Regions from separate parts of the Homo sapiens genome. Here regions 1, 3 and 4 are each linked to region 2. A link is a contact called in ENCODE Hi-C or POLR2A ChIA-PET data. All regions are on one chromosome and are shown on one strand. Each heading gives the region's core, a stretch centred on a gene start or an enhancer-like site at or near the end of the contact. The rest is flanking DNA. Distances are from core to core; before and after follow the strand shown. Region 1 holds the start of OCSTAMP (osteoclast stimulatory transmembrane protein). Region 2 holds the start of STK4 (serine/threonine kinase 4). Region 3 holds the start of TOX2 (TOX high mobility group box family member 2). Region 4 holds the start of SLC35H1 (solute carrier family 35 member H1).

The links. A loop is a pair of places that touch in the nucleus more often than their neighbours do. ChIA-PET counts read pairs that join two places held with the same protein, here RNA polymerase II (POLR2A). Pooled maps may share reads with other maps.
Region 1: a loop to region 2 is called in a map with no recorded cell type, with 6 times the contacts of the local background. The contact joins the promoter of OCSTAMP here to the promoter of STK4 in region 2. A Hi-C loop is called at or near these places in 2 of 37 single-sample maps with no recorded cell type and 5 of 50 pooled maps.
Region 3: a loop to region 2 is called in a map with no recorded cell type, with 4 times the contacts of the local background. The contact joins the promoter of TOX2 here to the promoter of STK4 in region 2. A Hi-C loop is called at or near these places in 1 of 37 single-sample maps with no recorded cell type and 2 of 50 pooled maps. POLR2A ChIA-PET finds 5 or more read pairs at or near these places in 1 of 52 experiments (A549).
Region 4: a loop to region 2 is called in a pooled map, with 32 times the contacts of the local background. The contact joins the promoter of SLC35H1 here to the promoter of STK4 in region 2. A Hi-C loop is called at or near these places in 1 of 37 single-sample maps with no recorded cell type and 11 of 50 pooled maps. POLR2A ChIA-PET finds 5 or more read pairs at or near these places in 1 of 52 experiments (activated T-cell).

What each region holds. Positions count from the first base shown.
Region 1 is chr20:46,549,250-46,551,949 of GRCh38, reverse strand. It overlaps OCSTAMP (osteoclast stimulatory transmembrane protein), which reads left to right and starts at 1,296. Exons shown (of 3, transcript NM_080721.3): 1 at 1,296-1,433. The coding sequence starts at 1,390.
Region 2 is chr20:44,965,226-44,967,925 of GRCh38, reverse strand. It overlaps STK4 (serine/threonine kinase 4), which reads right to left and starts at 1,414. Exons shown (of 11, transcript NM_006282.5): 1 at 1,323-1,414. The coding sequence starts at 1,357. STK4-DT (STK4 divergent transcript) reads left to right here and starts at 1,468. Exons shown (of 3, transcript NR_038341.1): 1 at 1,468-1,809; 2 at 2,241-2,364; 3 at 2,478-2,700. RefSeq lists an enhancer at 120-199 and a silencer at 1,340-1,589.
Region 3 is chr20:43,913,459-43,916,174 of GRCh38, reverse strand. It overlaps TOX2 (TOX high mobility group box family member 2), which reads right to left and starts at 1,323. Exons shown (of 9, transcript NM_001098797.2): 1 at 1,185-1,323. The coding sequence starts at 1,283. RefSeq lists silencers at 1-12, 1,083-1,172, 1,223-1,332, 1,353-1,452, 1,553-1,672 and enhancers at 151-868, 869-1,586.
Region 4 is chr20:46,363,175-46,365,874 of GRCh38, reverse strand. It overlaps SLC35H1 (solute carrier family 35 member H1), which reads left to right and starts at 1,450. Exons shown (of 10, transcript NM_015945.12): 1 at 1,450-1,504. LOC124904917 (a long non-coding RNA gene) reads right to left here and starts at 1,336. Exons shown (of 3, transcript XR_007067614.1): 1 at 1,155-1,336. RefSeq lists a silencer at 1,310-1,729.

The sequences.
Region 1 (2,700 bases), core at 47-2,546, 1.6 Mb before region 2:
GGGGGAGCCTGGGGGGCTCAGGGGAGGCCTGCTGGGAGTGATGGGGTACAGAGATGCTGGAGAGGTGTCTGCATTCCAGGTAGGAACTGGCTTTCAGGACAGCCTGAAAGCAGACCTGCAGGGCACTAACTGCAGAGGGTGTGCGTGGGGAATTTACATTATTGAGTACCTACTATTTGCAGTACCAGCTGTACTATGAAGTAATCACGAGGTCTGTGAATTATCCCCTCCACAGCAGCAGAGCCCAGTGGCTAACTGGTATACCCTGAAGCCAGCCCGCTGGTTAGAAATCACGGCAGTACCATTAATAGCTGAGTGGCGTGGTTGGCGACGTAGCTCTCTGAGTCTCAGTTTTCTGAGCTGAAGAATGAAAATAACATCTTTACCATAAAGGGATGTTCAAAGTAAGTGTTCAGTGAATTTGAAGAGAAATTGTTTAGAAGAATGCCTGATACATAGTAAGTGCTCAATAAATGTTAACTGTTATTTTCATTAACTATTTTTTTTTGAGACGGAGTCTCGCTCTGTGCCCAGGCTGGAGTGCAGTGACGTGATCTCAGCTCACTGCAACCTTGTCTCCTAGGTTCAAGTGATTCTCCTGCCTCAGCCTCCCGAGTATCTGGAACTACAGGTATGCACCACCACAAACCAGATAATTTTTGTATTTTTAGTAGAGACAGGGTTTCACCATGTTGGTCAGGCTGATCTCAAACTCCTGACCTCAGGTGATCCACCCCCCTCAGCCTCCCAGAGTGCTGGGATTACAGATGTGAGCCACTGTGCCCAGCCTCATTAAACTTTTTTTAAGGGGAGAAAACCAGCAGAGAGATATGAGGTCACCTGCCCAAGGTCTCATAGCTAGGGAGGGACAGAGCTGAGATTTGAAGCGAGGTACAAGTCAGGCTAAAGACAGGAAGGGGGCTGGGGAAGGAGACCAGAGCCACTGCTCCCAGTACTTGGCAGGGGTCTGATTATCACCTGTGAGTCCCAAGAGCAGGGATCAGGCTCCCCTTGGGGCACACAACTATGGAGTGGGAGGGAAAGGGAAGCTGTATGGTTTCTCTGTGCCTCAGTTTCCTTCTCTGTAAAATGGGGCTAATTCTACCTTCCTGCTACCAAGATTAGAGACATCGCTTGGAAAAGGCTGTCTTTTCCTCTTCCCACACCTTCCACCCGCTCTTGCTTGTGGGCAGAGGATGAGGCAGCTTGCCCAACCCTCTGGGAGGTGGGCCCCGAAAAGGGCGGGACAAGGCAGCCAGGAGAGCTTCATTAAAGAGTGGAAAAGCAGAAGTGGCAGGGATTCCCAAGTCCCAGCGATTCCCCCACTTCCTCTCCACCTGCCACAGCTGCCAGCGACCGCCCGCCTGAAACCACTGCCATTTGGACAGCATGCCAGGCCACCCAGGAGCAGCTGAGCAACTTGTCAAGACCGGGTAGGTCTGGGGACTTTGGACACTGAGGGCTACAGGTGAGAAAACAGTCAGCCATTGGGGGTGATGGATATGAACCCAAATCTTCAGCTCTGCCATTCCTTGGCTATGTGACCTTAGGCAAATCCTCAGTTCTCTGTGAGCCTCAGTTCCCCATCTGTGAAATGGAAGTAATAATGACATCTACAAGACTGTTGCCAGAATTGAATGAGAAAACACATGCTTAGTACTTGGCACCTGCTTGGCTCAGAGGAAGCACTCACTAAACAGCAGCTAGTTTCCTTGCCATTTTCAATACCCCGTGCAGGAATTGTCATCCAATATGACTTAGGACTGGCTTTCAATCCTTAAAATTGTTTTTATTATTAGCTATTATTCCAAAAGCTACTGTGTTCCAAATATTAATTATATAGTAGAAGGGGGTGTTTAGTCCCAAATTCAAATGCCTTCGGGAGCTGGGAAGGGGTTGCACCTGTGGAAGGCCACCTGGGTGTGCAGACGGACCCGTTCATTGATCAGCAGGATGCAGTCTGCAGGGCTGCTCCCCTGTCAAAGGTGGGTAGTGGATACTCAGCTCCAGCTACCTGTTGCAAAGGTGGGAGCTCTAACCCAGATCTTCTTATCTCTCAAGAAAAGCTGGAAACCCAGATTTTAATGTGAAACTTCCTTATTTCCAAATGGGGGCAGCTTACACACACACACACACACACAGAGTGGGCCACAATAAGGCACATTTGCATATGATTCAGCCTTTAGGGCTTCAAGGTTGTGACCTTCACTCCAGCCCCACAGGCCTCACTGCATCTCAGCTTCCCACTGTTCTGGTTCTCCCAACTCCCTATTTCCCGATGGTCAGAGCACAGGACCTTTGCACACGCTGTTCCTTCTGTCAGGGATGTCCAACTCCCTTCTTCACCCACAAACTGACACTTGTCCTTCCACCCCCAGCTGGAATGTCACCTCTTCCAGGGAGCCTTCCTGACTCCCAGGTAAAACTGGGTCACTCTCCATCTATCCCACCCCAGTCCAGGCCCAGGCATACTATGCTCAGAATTCTTTGTTAATGAACTTAAACTCTAATGGTCTATTTAAGTCTCCTCAATTAGACTGTGAACTCCTTTAGTGGGACCAGGACTTAATTCATCTTTGTGTCCACAGGGGTCAGCACAGAGCCTGGGCACAGAGGAGACTCGAGTGAAACATTTACATCGTTGACATAAGTATCATCAGAGTAACAAGTGGTGCAGTTTTATAGGATCCCTCTTCTGTG
Region 2 (2,700 bases), core at 165-2,664:
CATATGCTTCAGCAGGACACATGGAAAGCACTTAGAACAGTGCCTGGCACCCGGTAAGTGCAATATGAGTGTAATAATCATTACTATTACAGTCTCAGCACACTACGCTAGGGTGAATCCAAAGCCCATCCCAACCACCTATTTGCCTTCTGCAATGTTTGTGCACCTCAAACATCCCCAAGCTCAAACAACCCCTAAGAGTGCTGCCCAGGCAGTCAATCCCTTCTCTTCACCTCTTGGTTGCCCTGCACTTCCACACCCTGAACACTTCCTTCTTTAGAGCTCATTCTGCTGCAGGAAGTCAGACGTCTCTGTGAAATAGAAGTAACCACACTGAACCTCAGAGAAGCATGACTCCTTCGGTCTCTAGTCCCTACTTTTCTCCAGATGTGGTAGAGTGGCAAAAGACCCGGGATGTCCACAAGGGAAATCCAGGAGTTGAGATTTTCTAGGATCAGCCACCATCCTGATCTTGAACTAAAGCAATTCCAGGTACCACTAGGATTTGGTGCTGATATTCACAAAACAACTGAGGCCTGAAAAGGGCACAGACTGGCAGGGTTCAGTGACCCGGAGTAAAGAAGGAAACACTTCCCAACTACTCTGGACCTCAGTCTCCCCATCTCGAAAATATCCTCTTATTTCCTTACCTACCTCCCAATGTCAGGTTCTGAAGAGCTGAGGAGGATGTGAAGACCATTAGGAAGACACTGAACATCAGTAATAAAAGATGCCATCCTACAGTGGGGACACCACCAACAGCATCCTCTGAAATGCTACCCTCCACCATCCCCTCCCTTGCTAGACCCTCAACCTTTCCTCGCATGCTTTCAGCCTTAGGCGCAAAGCTTTTCCCCTCCACAGATCCCCCCACCGCACCCCTCAAGTGGGACTTCAGACCCTTAGAAAGTCCACCCGGCCTTCCTCTTGGCCAGTTCTCGATCCACCCCCTTAAAGAGATCCCTCACAGATTCTCACCCTGCTTCAGCATTCGCCCCCACCTCCGTGAGTCCCTGCTTGGATAGCGTTCCCCCGAGTGGCCCGGCCTCAGCAGGTACTCTCCCTAACTTGTCCCCACGTTCCTCAGCACAGTCTCACCACAGCGAGTGCTCCCTCTAACCGGTCCCAAGTCTAACCTCCTTAGCAGATGCTCCCCTCAGCCGGACCCTCACCCACCAGACGTCCCCCCCCTCACTCAGCAGGTGCCCCATCGGCTGGGTCGCTTAGCTCCGGGGACTCCCACACAGGTGTATCCCCTCAACCAGTTCCCGCCTTTTCTTCCCCTGACCCCATGCCCGTCCTCTTAGCCAGTGGCCCCTCACCGGCGCGGCGGGTTCCTCAGCTGTACCGTCTCCATGGCGCTGCCAGCAGCCGCCCAGACCCGCTCACTGCTCCATCCTCCCGCGGACCTCCTGAGCCCGCCCCGCAGACCCTCCCACACTTCCGCTTTCCGCCCCTACCGGAAGCGGCGCGCGGCGCGGGAGCGGGGCGGAGCCACGGCCCTGATCACGTGGTTCGGGCGTGAGTCTTGTGGCGCGGTGGGGCGCGGACCCGGAACCGCCAAGTGGTGAAGGCGCCTCCAGGCGGTGCCCGCTGGTCTCTAGAGTGTCAGTGGCGCTGTCTTCCTGCGTTACCGGAGCGCACAAAATACTCGGTCCCCAGGCCGAGAACGCACCTCTACCTGGGTCCTGGGTCCCATTTCACAGACTGAGATGCGTGAAGCGCCTCCTTTAGAAGAGCTGACAATTCTTAGCAAACCAAGTTTTGCGTGATTTTGGGGAGGCGGCGCTGCCCCAGGAACGCCTGGAGGTATTTGTGGTTTTCTGCCGCTTACCTGGTTGAACTCTGGTCCCAACGGGCCCCCTGCACATTTTCTCCTACAATGCATCAACGCGCAAATTGCCCCACTGTCTTTCTTAAAGGCCTCCCCTTTAAGTCAGTTTGCAGACATAAAAATAAGCAACATTAATTAAGCATTTGCCGTGTACTTGTCTTCATATATTATCTCATTTAATCCCCTGTGTCAAGCCGATAAGGTCATCCCCGTTTTTATTTATTTAATGATTTAACACAGTCCCTAAACGTTTTCAGTGCTTTACCTCATTTAATACTCCTAACAACCTAGACGGTATTATTATTATTCCTACTTCATAAGGCCAGAGAGGTGAAGTATCTAGCCCAAGGTCACATAGCTTAGAGTATAGGTTTGGGGATTTAAATCCAGTTTGGTCTGATTTCAGGGCCTGCACCACCAAACTGGACAGCCATGGGTGTGTAACCTCTTTTTGGGCCTGAGAAACAGACCTTTCTCTCCACTCAGAGCTCCGGCTTCAGCTATTGTGCTTCCGAATGCCACTACCATCAGTAAGTATTAGGAAAATGGCAGATTCTACCCAATTGACCCATGGGGAAAGTTATAGGAGAAAACTTAACCAGAGCAACCTCTCACTGTTTTTAATTGCCTTGCTTTTCCCAAGGATATGCCATCTACAGAACTTAACACCTGAGCACCCACCCTTCAGGGCCACCCATGGGCCCAAAACGGGATAAAGGAGCCATTCCCTGACATAGGAGGAAAACATTTGCTGAGAAGCTACTGTGTGCCAGACACAATCTTGGACTTTCACTTAATCCTCAAAACAGCCCTAGGAAGAAGTACCTACCGTTAACAGATAAGAAAGCTGAGACCCACGGTTTACA
Region 3 (2,716 bases), core at 74-2,573, 1.1 Mb after region 2:
GGGCTGCGGGAAACCCACGCGCGCTGTTCAATCCGGGCTCCGAGTGACGAAAACCCGCGCTTGGCTCCAGCCGGCCCGGGACCGACGCACCGACTGGCGGACGCGCGGACAGTCTGGCTTCCTAACTAAGTTTGAAAGTTCCCTCTCCGGCGACCGAAGGGGACGCGGACTGCTTAGAGGCACCCAACCCATCCAGGCTGGGCCAGACCCGGCAGTGGGACCTGACGCCTCGGGTTCGGGGTTCCAGGCACGCAAGCCTCCATCACTGGGAATGCGCCCGGCGCAGCGCAGCTGGGACCTGGCTGGGGTGGGGGGATAGATCCTGGAAACATGGAGGAGGGAGGGTGTCCGGCACTACAGCCCCAGCCTGGAGGGACGCCGGCTCACCGCTCCCGGGAGGACACAGGCCTCGATTGGCCGCAGCCTACTCGGAATCCGAGGCCCCGCCAGGCAGTGACGGCCAATTAGTAAACTGCCCAATTAGTGTGCTGCGGCGCTGAGAAGTTAAACCTCGACGCGCGAGTGTGGATGACCGAGGTGTGGCCGTCCCTGGGTGTGACCGCGTGTGACTGTGTGGCCGTCAGGACGATCTGTGTCTGAGGCTCACCGTCCAGGGGGGTGGCTGTGTGTGACAGCGTGCGCCTGGGTGAGGCGTTGTGGCTGCGAGAGTGTGACTGTCGGGCGACTTCTTTGTGTGACTGTCCCCCGTTGTGCCTGGGTGTGACAGCGGGTGGGGGCATGTCACGGTGTGTGGGGCATCGGAGCGTCTGTGGGTGACTCGTCTGTGGCGGTGAGGCTGTTTGCGGGTGAGTGGTTGCGTGTCGTTGTGTATAAGTGACTGTCAGGGTGACTTGCGTGGGACGGCGGGACCGTGTAAGCAGTGCCTGGCCGCCTGCGTGTGGCTGTGGGTCACTGTGACGGCTTGTGAATGACTGCGAGGCTGTCAGGGGGACGCGAGTGAGGGGCCACTGTGTCGTCGCACGGGTGGCTGTCGGGATGACTTCTGCCCGCGATCCCAACAACTCAGGGCGTGAGCGTGGCCGCGAGGGGATCGATGTGAGCCGCCCGTGCCCGTCGGCGGGGCTGATGTGCGCGGCCCCGTGTGACCCCGGGAGCGCCTGAGTCCCGAGCTGCCAGGTGACTCCGGCCCCGCCCGCCGGGGACCCCCGCCCGCCCCCGCCTACCTTGCCGCCGTGGTAATAGTCCAGGTGCGCCAGGCCGGCCGGCTCGGCCCCGGGCCGCGCGCCCACCGCGGGCGCCGAGGGGTACAGGCGGACGTCCATGGCGGGCGCGGCGGCGGCGGCGGCGGCTCCCGCGGGCAGTGCCTGGGCGGGCGGCGGGTGGGAGCCAGTGTGCGAGCGGGACTGCGAGCGCGGGGGGCGGGCCGGGGGCGGTGCCCAGAGGAGCGCCCCGCCCCCGCCCCCGCCCCGCCCGCGCGCGCTATTGTTCCGGCCTCGGGCGCTGCCTAGGGCCGGGGGCCCGGGGGCCCGGGCCGGGGCGTGGAGGTCCTTCCTCCGGGCTGGGCCGCCGCCGGGTCCCCCGCCCGGCCCTGCATCCCTGAGGGGGGCGCGCCTGTCCAGACGGCGCTTTTCCGTCCCGCCTTTCGCCACCCACGGTGAGGAGAGAAGCCCGAACGGCACCCCTCCCCAGAAGTGGGACACTCCCTTGCCCTAAATATTTGAGGCGGCGCTAGTCCCCGCCCCGCGGCGTGGGTGCGGGGGGAAGAGGAAGGTGGTGACAGGACCACTTTGGAGATGGGTGCTGCCTTACCTGGGGGGACGCAGGCCAGCGCCGGAGGATGCTCTTAGCATGCCCGCCCCCTCCTCGTCTCACTGATCTGAGTCAGCTTGACAGCCCCCCCTGGAGATTGCCGCGCTTAAACTCTCACTCACATATGGGGAAACTGAGTCAAAAACTTGCAGCATCAGTAATGGAGCTCCAGGCGGGTGGGCTCCGTTGCCCCCAAAGGATCCAGAGCTGAAACCACTTGGAGAAGGCAGCAGGACCCCACCCCTTTTAATGATAGGGAGGGGAGGGCCGCAGGAATGCCTAGAGCCCGAAGCTCTGAAGAGGGGTCTAGGATCTGCCCACAGTCACGGTCTCTTGGAGTGAGGAAAGGAAGAAAATGAGATTGGAATGGGATGGCTCTGATGGTGGGTCAGAAAGGTGACTGTGAAATGGGGTTCCTCCCCAACCAAAAAAAAAAAAAAAACCCTCTAGTTCTTGATATCACTTGCTGGTTGCTAGACTGTTGCACCCCCATCCCCCTTTTCATGCAAGAATTGTCTACACTAGCAATCTCCCCTAGCAATCTCACTGCTCACTGACTGCTCCAGGTATGTCTGACTGGGAGAGGCCAGGAGGCGAAGTCAGCCAGAATGGCATTCTTGTGTGGCACCAGGATATAGGATGCCATTGGGAGAAAAGGACTTGAGCTTCCTGCCCACTCAGGAGCTAGCTTAGAACTTAGTTCTCAACTGCTGCTTGGGCTTTGCTGGTCCTGGCCTAGAACTAGGACCATAAGAAAGATGCATTAACAAAAGATAGGTGTGGGAAACAGGCATTCACTGAAGGCTTGGGAACAACAGAGGGAAATTATAGCTCAGAAAGGAAAGAACTTCCAAATAAATTTCAGCAGTCATTGTTTCTAGAAATACAATGCCACACCTCATCAGAAAAAAATTTCCATTGTCCTGTGTCCATTTTTTTCATCTGG
Region 4 (2,700 bases), core at 201-2,700, 1.4 Mb before region 2:
ACACACACACAGACACACACCTGCTGGTTAAGAGTGTTCACAGATTGCTGCACTGGGACGAAGCGTTTTCTGCTCAACCCTGCTGGGTACAGCAAGGTAAGGCATACTGTACACCCCCATGAACACATCCTCCCTCTTCTCCCTGCCAGGGACACAGCCAGGGAACAGCTCGAGTACTTGTGCCTTACAAAGAAGACACGCTCTTTACCCTGTGTGTTGCCTGTGCATAGTGCCCAGCCTTCCAGCTGGTGTTTTAGGCTGTTGCTCCAAACCTTGGCCTTGGTAGCTGGGAGACTTAAATGAGGGTGGTGATGAAAATAGATCTCTTGCCTCTGAGAGAGAAGGGTGTGAGGACAGGCTCTTTCAAAAGGCATAGAAAGTGCATGCAATACAAGCCTGAGGACTGAATAAAGCCAAGACCTTGGGCAGTGATGGGTACCATTGTAGGTGCTTGGTAAGCACTGAATGAACTAATGCCTGCATGATGCCAGCTGGCGGCGGTGACAGCCGCAGTTTGCATAAAACACTGCTTACACTCTGGCCTTGAGCCTTCTGTTCAGAGGGGCCAGGGATCCCAGCTGAGTCACTTGTAAGGATCCATGTTTGCAGCTGGTCTTACTGCCAGAGAGCCCAGGAGGAGGCTAGAGGAGGGCGAAAGGCACAAAACTGGGTCTGAATGTGCAACCCTAGCTTGCCCTGGCCTAATGTTCTTGACTGCAAATGCTGCCCTTTTAATCCATCCCGCAAGATGAAGAAAATCTGAACTCCCTAGGCTGGCATTTTGGGGCCACTGCAACCTGCCTCTTGGCTACTTTAACCACCACAGTTACAAACAACCTGTGAGCCCCAGGCACGGCTGGAGCTTTCTCACCCTCCTTTAGGATTCTCCCATTTCCTCTATCTGGGATGCTCTCTCCCTACTCAACCTATTGAAGTTGAGATAATTCTTAGAAAGTTTCATACAGAAAATATTTCACAAATGTTTCGTATTACTTCTGGATCGCCCAAGTTTTAAGTTGTAATGGCCCCAGCTGGCCTGAGCTCCCAGAAGAAAAAGCCCATGAGATACTTATCTTCGTGGTTCATTCCATGGTTGCCCAGCATTAGACTGGACATAAGAAAAACAATTTGTTCAGTAAAAGTAAACAAGTTACCATTTTTTGGATGCTCACTGTATGCAGAACACTAGCAGGCACCGGGGTTCCAAAGCAAGCCCCTGATTGAGCGCGGGAGAGACGCAGACAATTACACGGCTGTGCTCTGAGCCTGAGGGACTTCGCGGAGGACAAAACTACGCTGTACCTCAGAAAGACCAGACCACCTCAGAACCCGACCACAACAGACGCCCCGCCCCCGTGCTGCCCCGCCCCGCCTTTTCGCCCCGGCTCCGCCCAGCCCCTGGGTAGCTTCCGGCGGAAGTTACCGCCCGTGCCGCGGTTCGGCGGCGGCATCCGGCCTCGCACTTCCGGTGGGGAGATTCCGGCCTGGAGCTCCCAGGGCCGAGGTGAGTGGGTGTGCGGCCGGCCTCCCGGCGCACTCCCAGAGGCTGGGGGGCCGGGGCTGGAGAAGGGAAGCGGGCTCCCCACCCGGGATCTGCGCGGGTTGACATGGGGCACGCCACGCCCCTGCCCCTCCCCGGGCCTCAGTTTCGCCGTCTGTGGAGGGGGCAGGGGTCTCCAAGCGCCCTCCTGCAAGGCACCTGCCGGACGCCGGCTCATCTGGTATTTCCTGAGCACCTGCGACGTCCTGGGTGCGGGACCCGGGCCGGAATCGGACACGGCCCTGCCCTCTGAGGGGCTGCTTCCCGCGGTGGGATTGGGGCGGGCAGTAAACACGTGAGCAAACAAGGAAACGTCAGAGGTGGGAGTGCCACGAGGATTGGGAGGGGTGGGGCATTGGAGAAAGTATTCAGCCAAGCGGAGGTCTGCGGAAGGGAGCTGAAGGCAGGAAGAGCAGCAAGTAAAGAAAAACACAGGTTTGATGTGTTTGACACGTGGCAGGGGGCCGCTGTGGCGGGTGCTGGGACCAGTGGCAGAAGAATGAGGTTACAGAGGCCTTCCTTGTGGACCAGGCTGAGGAGCTGGGCTTAGCCTTAGGGCATGATCTGTTTCGTGTGCCATCTCTCTGGCTGCTTTATAGATTCCAGGCCTTAGGGGCGAAAGAGGAAACAGGGAGACCAGTTAGACCAGTGGCAGTCAGCAGGTGAAAGATAATTGTGGCTTAGACTGTGGTAGTGGGAATGGAGAGGAAGAGAAGTAGAGGGGTCAAGAAGTGTATTGAAAGTGGAACTGACAGGGCAGGATTTGAGAAATGACAGAAATAAGTGGTCAAAGATGACTTCATCATAGATTTTTGGTTTTGGCTTAAGTAACCAAGTGTATTATGCTGGCATTTACTAAATGACTTTGGGATAGATTGGGAGCGTGAGAAATAATTACGAAATCTTCTTAGGGCATCTTAAGTTTTAGATATTTGGAGTGCAGCTACCAAATAGGCAGTTAGATATATGAGTCTGATACAGAAAAGGTCAGGGCTGATGTAAAGAATTTAGAAATCATTGGCAAGTGGATTGGGTAGGATGAGATTATGTAGGGTAAGATTTAAGAGAGAAGAGAAGCCAGGTTCCAAGCTTTAGGCACCCAATTTTTATAGATTGAGTTGACAAGAAGGTGCCAGCAAAAAAGACCAATAAGGAGTCCA